Regions from separate parts of the Homo sapiens genome. Here all the other regions are linked to region 2. A link is a contact called in ENCODE Hi-C or POLR2A ChIA-PET data. All regions are on one chromosome and are shown on one strand. Each heading gives the region's core, a stretch centred on a gene start or an enhancer-like site at or near the end of the contact. The rest is flanking DNA. Distances are from core to core; before and after follow the strand shown. Region 1 holds the start of FAM81A (family with sequence similarity 81 member A). Region 2 holds the start of MINDY2 (MINDY lysine 48 deubiquitinase 2). Region 3 holds the start of MYO1E (myosin IE).

Region 1 (3,776 bases), core at 775-3,274, 670 kb before region 2:
CAGGTGATTCTGAGGAGCCCCCAGGTTTGGGAAGCACTGGACCAGAAGATAAGAAGGAGGGTAGGGGCACAAGCAGATAGCACTACCTTCCGAGAGGAGACTTGGTTGGTGATGGTGCATTGGTTTGGAGGCAGCACTAAGGAGAAGCGGAAGAGCATCCCTACTCTGGTGAGACGGTGGAGGACACTAGAGAAGGCTCTTCTGCGGCAAGTTGTTCACTCAGGCTCTGGTGCTCGGGAGAGAAGGTGGGTTCAGCTACATAAAAAATGAAAATGCAAGAGTGTGGCTGCAGGATACAAGAAACAAGACATTTAAAGCCAGGTCGGAGTGACACAGCCTAGTGGCCTGCAGAGAGAGGAGGCTGAATAATGCGCTAATAACGTTTCCAAGCACCATGTAGTGTGGCTCATTAAATGGTTGGTAGGGCTTCATGGTTGAATTCCTGGACACTAAGTATTTTTCTATCCGTATGCTATCAGATTTCTAACATGTAACACATTAAAGGTTATTAAGCCCTCAGGTAAACAAGCTTGCAGAAGCTTATTCATTAGCATTGGAAACTGTGTCTTCCCAACCCACGTTCTTATACAGATGAAATCAGATTCGAATGAAAATCAAGGGTAGCTTTAAGTAGAAAGTCAGAAGGGGCAACCAGGGGTACCTGTGAGAGGGTACGTCCTCCATTCCCCTCCGTGGAAGAGGGAAGTTTATAGACAGTGGATATGGAAGGGGGCCTAAGTGTCCTTTTTAGTACCAGTCAACGCTAAAAATATTATAAGTGCCAAGGAACCCGCCCCCCCCAACACACACACACACACATACACACACGCGCATTCAGTGACAGGGCCCAGAAGGCAGATACAATGTGCAAATCTGGGGATGGTTCTCAATAAAGAATATATTTACTCTACAAACCTCTTATTTTAAAAGCAAGTTGCAAATGTTTGCCCTTGCTTCTGAGAGAGCTGCACTTTTGTGGATTCGAATCATTCTAGCATTATTTCTGGTTACTCCTATGAAATAATTTCCAACACTGCCGTACGCAGACTTTGAGCTGAGGACGAGAGCGCACGCGCACACACGCACACACACACACGCGCGCACACACACACATAAACCTCGTGCACATTGAAGAAATGACTCACTTAATTTGCTGCTGCCTGCCACGATTGGGTTTTGATTTTACCTGTTCAAATACAAAGTTTCCTATTAGATTAACTACAGGAAAGAAGAACTTAGGAGCATTAATCCTGATTTTGTTCATGTCTTTAGGGCACCAAAGAGGTTTTAACCTGTGCATCTTAAGAAGCCATTCTCCGGACCACCGACTGCTTGCTCCATAATCTTCCAGACAACGATAACATTTCTTACCACTTTAGGAGCCAATTAATGGAAACCCCTCCTAGAATAAACATGGTTAAGCTTTGCATCTCCGGTACCTGCAGAACCGTACTTTAGGGCTCTTTCTCAGCTCGCAGTAGGATGGCACAACAGCATTCTGGAACTGCAAAGACCCCCTAGCCTCTCGTTTGAAAGATGAGAAAAAGCGAAGGGGCGGAAGAGCAGATGGTTAACCTACCCAAGGTCACTCACTCTGAGTAGTGGGTCGGCTGACTCGCCTTTACCCCTGGCAATCCGTGCACCACCCCAGCTCCCCCAAACAGTCCCTCCGGGCGTCGGTTGGTTCGCTAGCATGCAGCCCCCGCGAAAATGCAACGCCAGTTGCGCTCTGTGCCCAACTTCAGCCCTTCGCGTCACATGCAGTTAACCCTCTCGCCCGCGGCATGTCACATGGGCCACGCGCAGCTCTCTCTACCCCACGCCTATCTCCTGAGAGGCTGCCCCAAGGTCACCGGCCGTCCCAGAGAGCTCCCGCCGCCCAGCCCCAGAGGCCGCCCGGCCGGGGTTCCCAGAGCGCGGCACTCACCGGCGCGGGGGGTGGGCGCGCCGCGGCTGCCCATGTCCTCGCCGGCGCGGCTGGGTGCGGCGGCCGCTGGCGCTGGCTGAGCAGGGCGCCCGGCTGCGGGCCCGCGCCGCGGGGAGCGCCGTCCAATCAGCGCGCGCCTGCCGCCTGGCCCGGCGCGCGGCCCGGCCGGGTTCGCGGCTCCCGGGGGGCGCGAGCCGCCGCGCGCCGCCGGAGCCGCTTCCGGGCGCGTTGCCTGGACGCGGTTGCCGTGGCAGCCCGAGCTGGAGGCTTTCCCCGCGCACCCGCGCCCAGCCTGGCGGCGCCGCCCCTCCTCCCTCCTCGTTCCCACACCCAAAATAGCCTCTGCTCGTCGCTGCTGTTTCCCACAGAGCTCGCATCCAAGCGCCTTGGAGTTGGCGGGCGGGGATTTCGCTCATTGGAAAATAAATCCTGTTGTAGGGATGGTTGATTTGGAGAGGTGTTGAAATGGTGCCTGACGGAGATCATAGCCATGGTGGTGGCACTGCAATTCTCTCTAGAGCCCCAATATACCTTATTTACTAAACCGCTTTCCCACAAAAATAGTTCTCTCCCCCGCCCCACCTCAAATTGGGGAGAAGTTATTTGATTAGGCCACGGTGACGCCCCACCTGTGCAGGTGAACGAACCCTCCGGGGCTGCCATGTGTCATTTACTGAATCGCCTTGACACCTGCAGTTGGGACCCAGGATCGTGTCTCATCGCAGCAGACACGACGAGAAGAAGAACCCCGAACACCCCTCCTCTTCCCAGCCCTTTCTTCTCCCGTCAGCTTCATCCCCTCCCAGCGCGTCCTGGCTCTTTCCACCTTCCTCTCGATTTTGGATTCTCATCAGGACGCACAAGCCCATTCACTCATAATTGTGCTTCCTCTCGGTGGGCAGGATTTCAGCGGAGTTGCGGGGGACACGACCTTTGCCTCATCTGGTTCGTGCCTCCTTCGCAGATACTGGTACTTACCCAGCACAGGGGCTCCTGTCTGTCTCCCCCACCCCGCCCCAGCCTGAGCCCTTCCAACCCAGGGGAAGGAGCCCGACATGGTAGAAGAGCCCGAACTGTGGATTCGGCTGAGCGGTTTTGGAATTCTCTCTCCGGCAGCATTATTATTTAGGGGCTATTAGTATTAAGGACTGTTATTTGTGTGTGATCTTTGAAATATTTGTGGGTATTCTGCGACTGTTTCCTCACCAGTAAAACGGGCTAATAACTTCCACAAAGCGCTAACGCATCTGTAACATTCATTCAGCCAACAGTATCTATTGGATGGCTGCCAAGTGCTAGAAACTATGCTTAGCCCTGAGACACAATGGTGAAGATGAAAAAGAGACACATCACTTTCTGATCCCACAGAGCTTAGAGCCTGACGAGCATTCATCAAATAATCACAGACACATGTTAACACTGCCGTTGTGACCAGGAGAGTAATGGCCTTGAGTCTTGTGATGTGTAGATCTGGTATAACAGCATCTCTTTAGTGCTGCAAAAGCTCAATGATTATTCTTTCCTTTCTCGGTTAGATTCCCACTGCCTGGTGCATGGTATGTACTAGGTAAATACATATTGAATTGGATCCTATGTCATGGTGATGACACTGTCACTCTGCTTCCCAGTGACCTTCTGGCTGTAACTGGCCACAACATCTGGAAAGGTGTGCATGTGTTAGCAGAAAGTACCCATTCAAACCTAGAGTCCATCACCAAGAGTCTAGAAAAAGGTTCAAAATATTTCTTGCCTGTCTCCATCGGGGTGCCTTTCAGTGCATATGGAGAGCATCTCAGATGGACACATAACGTCCCCTCTGTCTTGTTTCTTCCTCTTCTTATTACTCTAC
Region 2 (3,526 bases), core at 681-3,180:
CGATTGTCTTGTGTCAGCCTCCAGAGTAGCTGAGCTTACGGAGTAGCTGGGATTACAGGCGCACACCACCACACCCAGTTTGTTTTGTTTTTTTTTCCTAGGAAACATTGCATCTACAGATATAATTATCAATTTGAAAATAAAATAGGTGCTGTGAGATGCATCTTCTCAGCACCCTAACACTGCAAGCTTAAATGAGACACTTCATTTGACAGGTAACTCGCTCTGAGTCCTCAACATACCTATTTTTAAGGGTCTTTCCCTTTTTTGCTCCTTCACCTTAGACATACCTTTTCTTATTTTAGTTCTTTAGAGTTTTAGCTCCCTTAACACATTCGGATGCATGGTTACTGGTAATAATGCCAAACCATTTAAGGAGAGCCAAAGAAATGAGGCAAGTAAAAATCATGCATAAAATGAAAACAATCTTTGAAAACCAAGAAGTTACGGTAATTGGGTCTCAGACCAATGCTTTTCCTTAAATGGAATTTGTCTAAAGAGCCACATCTTCCCCATCACCATTCTCTTAAGTATCTACACACAAATGGGGCATTAGTTGGAAATCAAACTAAATATAACCATGAAAACTTAGTCCATGATATCACGGATTGATGGTAACTTCTGAAGATTACTTTCTCCAATTCTTCACTTTTTTGCATATGTGATAAGGTCAGTAAGAAAATGTAGGAAATTATAGTTTAAAATAATCATAAGATTTAAGATGCTCTAAGTCCTTCTTGTTTCTAAGTGTATCAACCACAATTGAATGTTGAACTCTTAAACACTACAAGAGAAGACTGAGGTTAGGGGCAATTCTTTTCGATATATGTATAAAGGAATATTCCTTCAACATGGAAGTCTTGGAATGAATTTCATGTAAGAAGGGGACTGATGAATGAGGAAAGAAAGGAAGCCATCACCTGACATGCAGCAGCTCCCTCACCCCGTTTTCCTCCACCCCAAAAGCTGTAGGAAGTAGAAAGCTGCAGAATGTACCTTCCAGGCCAGGAGCAAAACATTGAGGATGGCCAGCAAGGGGCAGGGTCCGTTCTCATTCTGGGTGATGATGGGTGTGTTCTCTTCCTTCCACTGGATCCACTTGATGTGATACACAGATTGTCCCGGGAAGCGTTCCTTGGAGGCCGCCAGCACCTGAGCGGTCTCCTCCCCCTCCTCCTCCTTGCACAGAGGAACAGCCCCGGGCAACACCGCCGCGCCCTCCTCCTCCTCAGGGACCCTGTTCTCCGCTCCCTCCTCACTATTGAACTCGCAGCTACTGGGAAAAGAATGCAGGTTAGAGAACGACTCCAGAGAGTCCAGGCTCGGAGATTCCCCAGGAGGGCTCGGGTCGCTGCAACTGCTGCTGAGGCCGCCGGCGCTGCTGGGCTCTTCGGAGCCGGCGGCGGTCAGTTCTGCTTGGCAGGTGCCGGCGAGATCCGGGCGGGCTCCCGCGTCTCCGGCGGTACCCAACTCATGACCCACTCCGGCCACGGCTGTCTCCGGGGAGGCGGTCACCTTGTACTGCCCTCTCAGAGGCGCCTCGGCGGCAGCAGGACTCTCCAAACCACTGTCCTTCAAGTCCAAACCCGCGGAGGAGCTGCAGGGTCCGGGAACCTCAGGAGAGCCCGCGGGAGAAGCCGAGTCCGGGAGGCTCCTCCTGGCGGCCGCCGCCCCCAGCCCATTCCCGCCGCTGGTCTCCGCCGCCCATACCCCAGGACCATCACCAGCGGCGAGCCTGGTCTCCTGTAGCCCTTCCTGCGAAGAACCTGTCCCTGACGCTGGCCCGGCCGCCACCCCGTGTTCTAGCGGCTGCAGGCTCTCGGGGCTGCTCTCCATACCGGGCCGCCCGCCCCCAGCTCTATGGAGACCGCGGCCACTTCTCCGCAGCCAGCGCCTTGGACGCCATGACAGCTGTATTGGCAGCAACAGCGCCCTGGCGCGGCCTCGGTCAGGCACGTCACCGGGGAGAGTACTAAGAACGCGCGCGGGCGCGCGCTACCGCTCTGTCCGTGCGCTCTGAGCTTGCCTCCGCCTGACTGCGCGCTGAGAGGCGAAGGCGAACCACTCAGCAGCCGCCCACGTGGCCCAGCCCTTTCCGTGCGTCCGACCGAGCTCGCTCTCGGAAGGCCGGGCGTGGAGGGCGTGGCTAGGAGGGCGCGGCCGGGGGGCGCGCCCCCGCGGCTCAGCTCCAGTAGGAAAACATCCTCTCACTATGTGGCCGGAAGTTGAACTCCCGGGCAGCTCCCTTGTGTGCGGCTTCTTTAAAGGGAAGGCAGGAGGCGGACAGCTTGGCTGTGACCCTTTAGCGCTGGGTCGCGTGTGGCCCACCCTCGGCCTGAGGCATTGTTGGGTGGTTGGAGGTGGTTGTAGTATTTGGAAAAGAACTTGTCCCTGAAGGGCTCAGGGGACTTGGTTTCTCAGCTCCTAATATGGAAAATTAAGGCATTTCTTACGAGATGCAGATTTTAAAGCAGGCATATCTACTCGACGGCTTTGGATTACTGCACTGCACAAATTCCAGTCTCTGTCGGTTTTGGCTGAGAAGAGCTGTGCTTCTCACCAGCTACTGGTGAGACATTCGCCCTACAGGAAAGGGTCGGTATGATTGTGGACATTGACATGCGTAGCAAAAGAAAGTGGCTAATTTGCGCCAATAATAATAAATTAGCTTGTATTTGAATTAGCCAAGTCTTTGCGGTTTTGCTAACTTGGCTTCACTTTGCATGGAGTGGGAAGCGCCTGCTTCTGAAAAGGTGACTTTTTTCCTAATTAGAATGGACTCCTCTTAAGGCCATGCAGTTTTCAAAGAAGAAAGACAAGCTGGACGTTTTGTTAGTAACAAAATGTATGTGGGTCCTATTCTAACTTGTTACAGAAAAGGGCTTTTTCCCCCATCTTTTTTCTTTCAACATTTTCTAGGCTGTTGGGGATAAAAAATTAACGAGACAGGTCTTCCTTCGCAGACATATAAATACCTGATACATAATTAGAATGTGATATTTTTGCACCTCTGTTGGTTAGAGAAGGCAGACAAGATTGCAAAGTAGTATTTCATTCATTCCTTTAATACATTTTAGTACCAAGTAAGTTGCTGGATGCTGTCTGTCACTGGAGATGCCATAGTGGATCACGGAGCTTATATCTTCATGGAGCTTACTGTCTTTTTTTTTCTTATTGCTATTTTTTAATACATACTTATATGTTTTTTTGTTTTTGTTTTTGCTTTTGTTTTTTTTTTTTTTTGAAACGGAGTCTCTCTCTGTCGCCCAGGCTGGAGTGCAGTGGCACGATCTTGGCTCACTGCAACCTCCGCCTCCCGGGTTCAAGCGATTCTCCTGCCTCAGCCTCCCGAGTAGCTGGGACTATAGGCGCCCGCCACCATGCCTGGCTAATTTGTTGTTGTTGTTGTTTTTGAGACGGAGTCTTGCTCTGTCGCCCAGGCTGGCGTGCAGTGGCGCGATCTCGGCTCACTGCAAGCTCCGCCTCCCGGGTTCACGCCATTCTCCTGCCTCAGCCTCCTGAGTAG
Region 3 (3,620 bases), core at 109-2,608, 600 kb before region 2:
ATAAAGTTTAATACCCTTTCTAACTCTATGCTCAGATAGTCAAGTGAAGAGCTACAACCAAATTTCTTTTTCCTTTCTTCCTTTCTTCTCTCTCTCTCTCTTTCTTTCTTTCCTTCTTTTTTTTTTTGACAGAATCTTGCTCTGTCGCCCAGGCTGGAGTAGAGTGGAACGATCCCGGCTCCCTGCGACCTCCGCCTCCCCTGTTTAAACGATTCTCGTGCCTCAGCCTCCCGAGTAGCTGAGATTACAGGCATGTATAACCATGCCGGGCTAATTTTTGTATTTTTAGTAGAGAAGGGGTTTCACCGTGTTGGTGGCCAGGCTGGTCTCAAACTCCTGACCTCACGTGATCCACCAACCTCAGCCTCCCAAAGTGCTGGGATTGTAGGCGTGAGCCACAGCGCCCTGCCTCAACCAAATTTCAGAAAGTATCATAATATCATTATGCTTCATAGTTTCTCTATGCCCTGAAGTTTACCAATTTTATCTTCTACAGATTCCAGGAAGGCAGCCTGTTAAGACTCACCAAATTTACTTCCTCAGCCTCCAGAACAATAAAATCAAACTCCCTACCTTGATTTTAAGATTCTGCTTCCCCCCACCCCGCCCCACCCCAATCTTCTCCTTGGATATTCGACAGTCTGGAATAATGCATTTTTACAGTTCTGATTGTTTTCAGCAGATGTGTTGGCTGAGGTTGGATGGGGTTTCTTCCCACCTATCTCTCCTCTCTCCTTCCCTCTGCCCACTGCACGTGCAACAACTTTTCTGCCATCAAAACGTGCAAAAAAGAAACAAGAAAGAAAGGAAAGAGAAAGAAAAGAAAAACAGAAAAAAGAAAAGAAAAAGCAGCCGGAAGTCTTCCTTTGTTTTCCAAGGAAATTCAGGTAAAAGGAGGGGTGGGGAAATGATATTTTTGACTTTGCTCACAATCCAGACGTAGGAAAGAAAAAGGATTTCCTTTGGGCTGCTGCCACGACTCTGATGTTTTATGCTGATAAAATATTTCCTTCTTAAAAAAAAGTTCTGGGAAAATCATGCCCCTTCAACTTGGAAGCGAAACCCACCCTAACTTTCGTCTTAAAACGCAGCGAAGTGAAAGGTTTGCTCCTCTTTCACGAGGGTTTTGTTCCTTACAGTTCGGGTCTTGCTACCAGGAGCGAGCTGGGTCCGCAGCGTTCTTCGGTGGCTGGCGCGGGAGGAGGACTACAGGATCCAGAGATCTTTGGAAACTCCAGCAGCTCCAAGCTTGTTGGCTACTACGGTTTCCCTGAGGAGTGACGCTACGAAAACAAACCCTGATTGGTCAGGCCTGAGCTGAGTTCTCCATTTATGGACAGATTGCCCGGCCCGAGCCGAGACTCAGCCAGAGGAGTACGGATTAAGTGGCCGAAGAAAGAGGAGTGAGGCAGGGGAGCGAGGCGGACGCTCCGAGCGCATCGGACTCACCTGGGCCGGCGGCGACCGGCGAGTACGAGTGGACTCTTGCCCTCCGCAGCATGCGCCCCGCCTGCTAAGTCGCCGCCGTCTCGCCCTCACCTAGCACCGCCAATCCCGCCTGGATGGAGTCCCCTCTGGGTTCCCATTGGCTCCTGTGAGTGCTTGGGTGTCGGGAGCCTGTTTTTGGCGAGGGGAACCAACTTTTGAAGTTCGCCCAGAAGACTGCGTTCCAGCCCCAGTTCCCCGGCAGCGGGACCCGGCGAAGACGCGACCGCGGCGCGAGTCACCATGGTGAGTTGGCCGCGCCGCGTCCTAGGACGCCGGACCCGGGGACGGGGCAGGAAACCCCGGCGTGGTGCACCCACCTTGGGCGCGCTGCCGGGGCCAGGGGTGGAGAAGGTGGACGCGGGAGCCGGCACGTCGCGAGCTCTGATTTCCTGCCGCTTTCCGTAAACCCGGGCCGGGGGAGAGCGAGCGAGGGGCCAAGGAAAACTTTATTCCAAGTCGGTTTCTGCGTCGCGAAACTTTCTGTGGCCGGGTTGCTATGGCTGCCAGCTGTCGGAAGCCAGGGTGTGGGCGCATCGGCTGCGAGGGGCACGGCGCGGGAGGGGGTCCCCTCCTCCTGCTGGGACGTGGGGGGCGCAGCCGGCAGGGGAGGTGCTCGGAGACTCGCGCCGCAGCCGCTGGCGGCGTCCCCTGCCCTCCCCGCGGCCGTGCCCGCCCCGCCCCGGGCACCCTCGCGCCGACTCCCTCTCCTCCCCGCCGCCGCTCCGCTGCCCGGCAGCGCCCGCAGCTGTCCCGCCTGGCAGCGGCACGCGGGCGGGGGCGGTCCCTGGCCCGCCTTGGCGAGGGGCGGCGCGGGCCGCACAAAGGCAGGCGGGGGCGCCAGGTAGGGCGAGCACCTGGCGGCCGGCGGGCTGTCAAGAGCCAGGGAGACTCGGGCGCGGGCGGCAACCACGCCGCCCCGGACCTGTGCCGGGCGCCGGCCCCGAGGGTCTCCGCGCCCCGGACGCCAAGTAAACACCTCCTGAAGAGGACCCCACCCCTTCCCAAGCGCGAGGGGATCGGGGCTTTTCGGGGATCCAGGGGACGCTTCGCACGGGAAGACGCCCTCGCGAGTTTCGAGTTTGTTGCTGTTTTCCCTTTGGCACTTTGGGAATGTGTGGAAGGGGCCGCCTCTTTGACTTGTGACTTTTCTGCTATTCCAACTCCCCAGTCCAGCTACACTCCCCTCCCTCCCTGTATAACCTTAGCCACCTCCCTTGGGCTTTGGCGTGGTGTACTTTTCTTTGCGGGGCACGAAAGCAAGGACTCTATTTTGAAGAGATCGGCAGTTCATCAAAAAAAAAAAAATCTATTACAAGGCTTCATAGTTTCCACACTTGCTTCTTTTCAAGTAGTCCTGCTTAGGTGGATTATCTCGTCCTCTTCTGGTTTGCTGTTGTTTTCTAATGGCTGTGGAAGAGAAGCCAAGTCAAAATGATAACCAGCACAACACTAATTAAAAAATCGATATCCCGGTGAGCAGCCTGAGGGAAGTGCAGCAGAGGCCCATCGAAACCTGCACACAAAGCTCAGAAGCCCCCTTGCCCCGTGCTGTTTATTCCAAAGAATGATTACAAACAAACATCAACGAGAAACCTTTCAAGGCATCCTCGGCCAAAGCCTTTTCTTTTTACATAGTCCAAAATTAAGTCACTTTTGCCCCATCTAAGAGAACACTTTGTCTATACATTTCCTCTTCTAGTTTTAAGGTTTAAGAAGTCAGTCTACTCTACGTTACTTTTGGACCCCTTCCCTCACCCCAGCAGAGAACCATTCCCATTGGGCATGTGTTTGGGTGAAGCTACCTCACTGGGCACCTGGTCCCTTGAAGCAGTGTGATAGTCCTGGTACTTGAGAATTGCTGTAATCATTTTCCGTGGGTCAATATTTCTTAAAAAAATCAATGTGTTTATGTCAAGAACTTAAAGAATCTTACTGAATTTAAGTACTTGAGTGGTACCTTGAGGAAATTAACTTCCCCTCAGTTAAACTCATTTTTCATGCTGAATGGACTGAAATATACTCTAGGTTGCCTTTTCCGAAACCTGTGATACCATGCTTAATTCAGCCCCATTGCAGATGAAGTAGAGGGTTGGTCAAATGCATGCGAAGAAGGCATGCTGTAGGGAAGAGGT

What was found. A loop is a pair of places that touch in the nucleus more often than their neighbours do. ChIA-PET counts read pairs that join two places held with the same protein, here RNA polymerase II (POLR2A). Pooled maps may share reads with other maps.
Region 1: a loop to region 2 is called in a map of dorsolateral prefrontal cortex, with 6 times the contacts of the local background. The contact joins the promoter of FAM81A here to the promoter of MINDY2 in region 2. A Hi-C loop is called at or near these places in 3 of 168 maps with a recorded cell type or tissue (Right ventricle myocardium inferior, dorsolateral prefrontal cortex and gastrocnemius medialis) and 19 of 50 pooled maps.
Region 3: a map of gastrocnemius medialis shows a loop between it and region 2 (3-fold over the local background). The contact joins the promoter of MYO1E here to the promoter of MINDY2 in region 2. A Hi-C loop is called at or near these places in 2 of 168 maps with a recorded cell type or tissue (gastrocnemius medialis and sigmoid colon) and 8 of 50 pooled maps. POLR2A ChIA-PET finds 5 or more read pairs at or near these places in 5 of 52 experiments (GM12878, H1, HepG2 and 2 more).

The regions. Positions count from the first base shown.
Region 1 is chr15:59,436,434-59,440,209 of GRCh38, reverse strand. FAM81A (family with sequence similarity 81 member A) reads right to left here and starts at 2,024. Exons shown (of 9, transcript NM_152450.3): 1 at 1,928-2,024. RefSeq lists a silencer at 1,797-2,326.
Region 2 is chr15:58,769,706-58,773,231 of GRCh38, reverse strand. MINDY2 (MINDY lysine 48 deubiquitinase 2) reads right to left here and starts at 1,930. Exons shown (of 9, transcript NM_001040450.3): 1 at 997-1,930. The coding sequence starts at 1,836. MINDY2-DT (MINDY2 divergent transcript) reads left to right here and starts at 2,258. Exons shown (of 2, transcript NR_135474.1): 1 at 2,258-2,845. RefSeq lists a silencer at 1,976-2,255 and an enhancer at 2,068-2,993.
Region 3 is chr15:59,370,609-59,374,228 of GRCh38, reverse strand. MYO1E (myosin IE) reads left to right here and starts at 1,358. Exons shown (of 28, transcript NM_004998.4): 1 at 1,358-1,731. The coding sequence starts at 1,729. RefSeq lists enhancers at 1,070-1,574, 1,575-2,078 and a silencer at 2,094-2,413.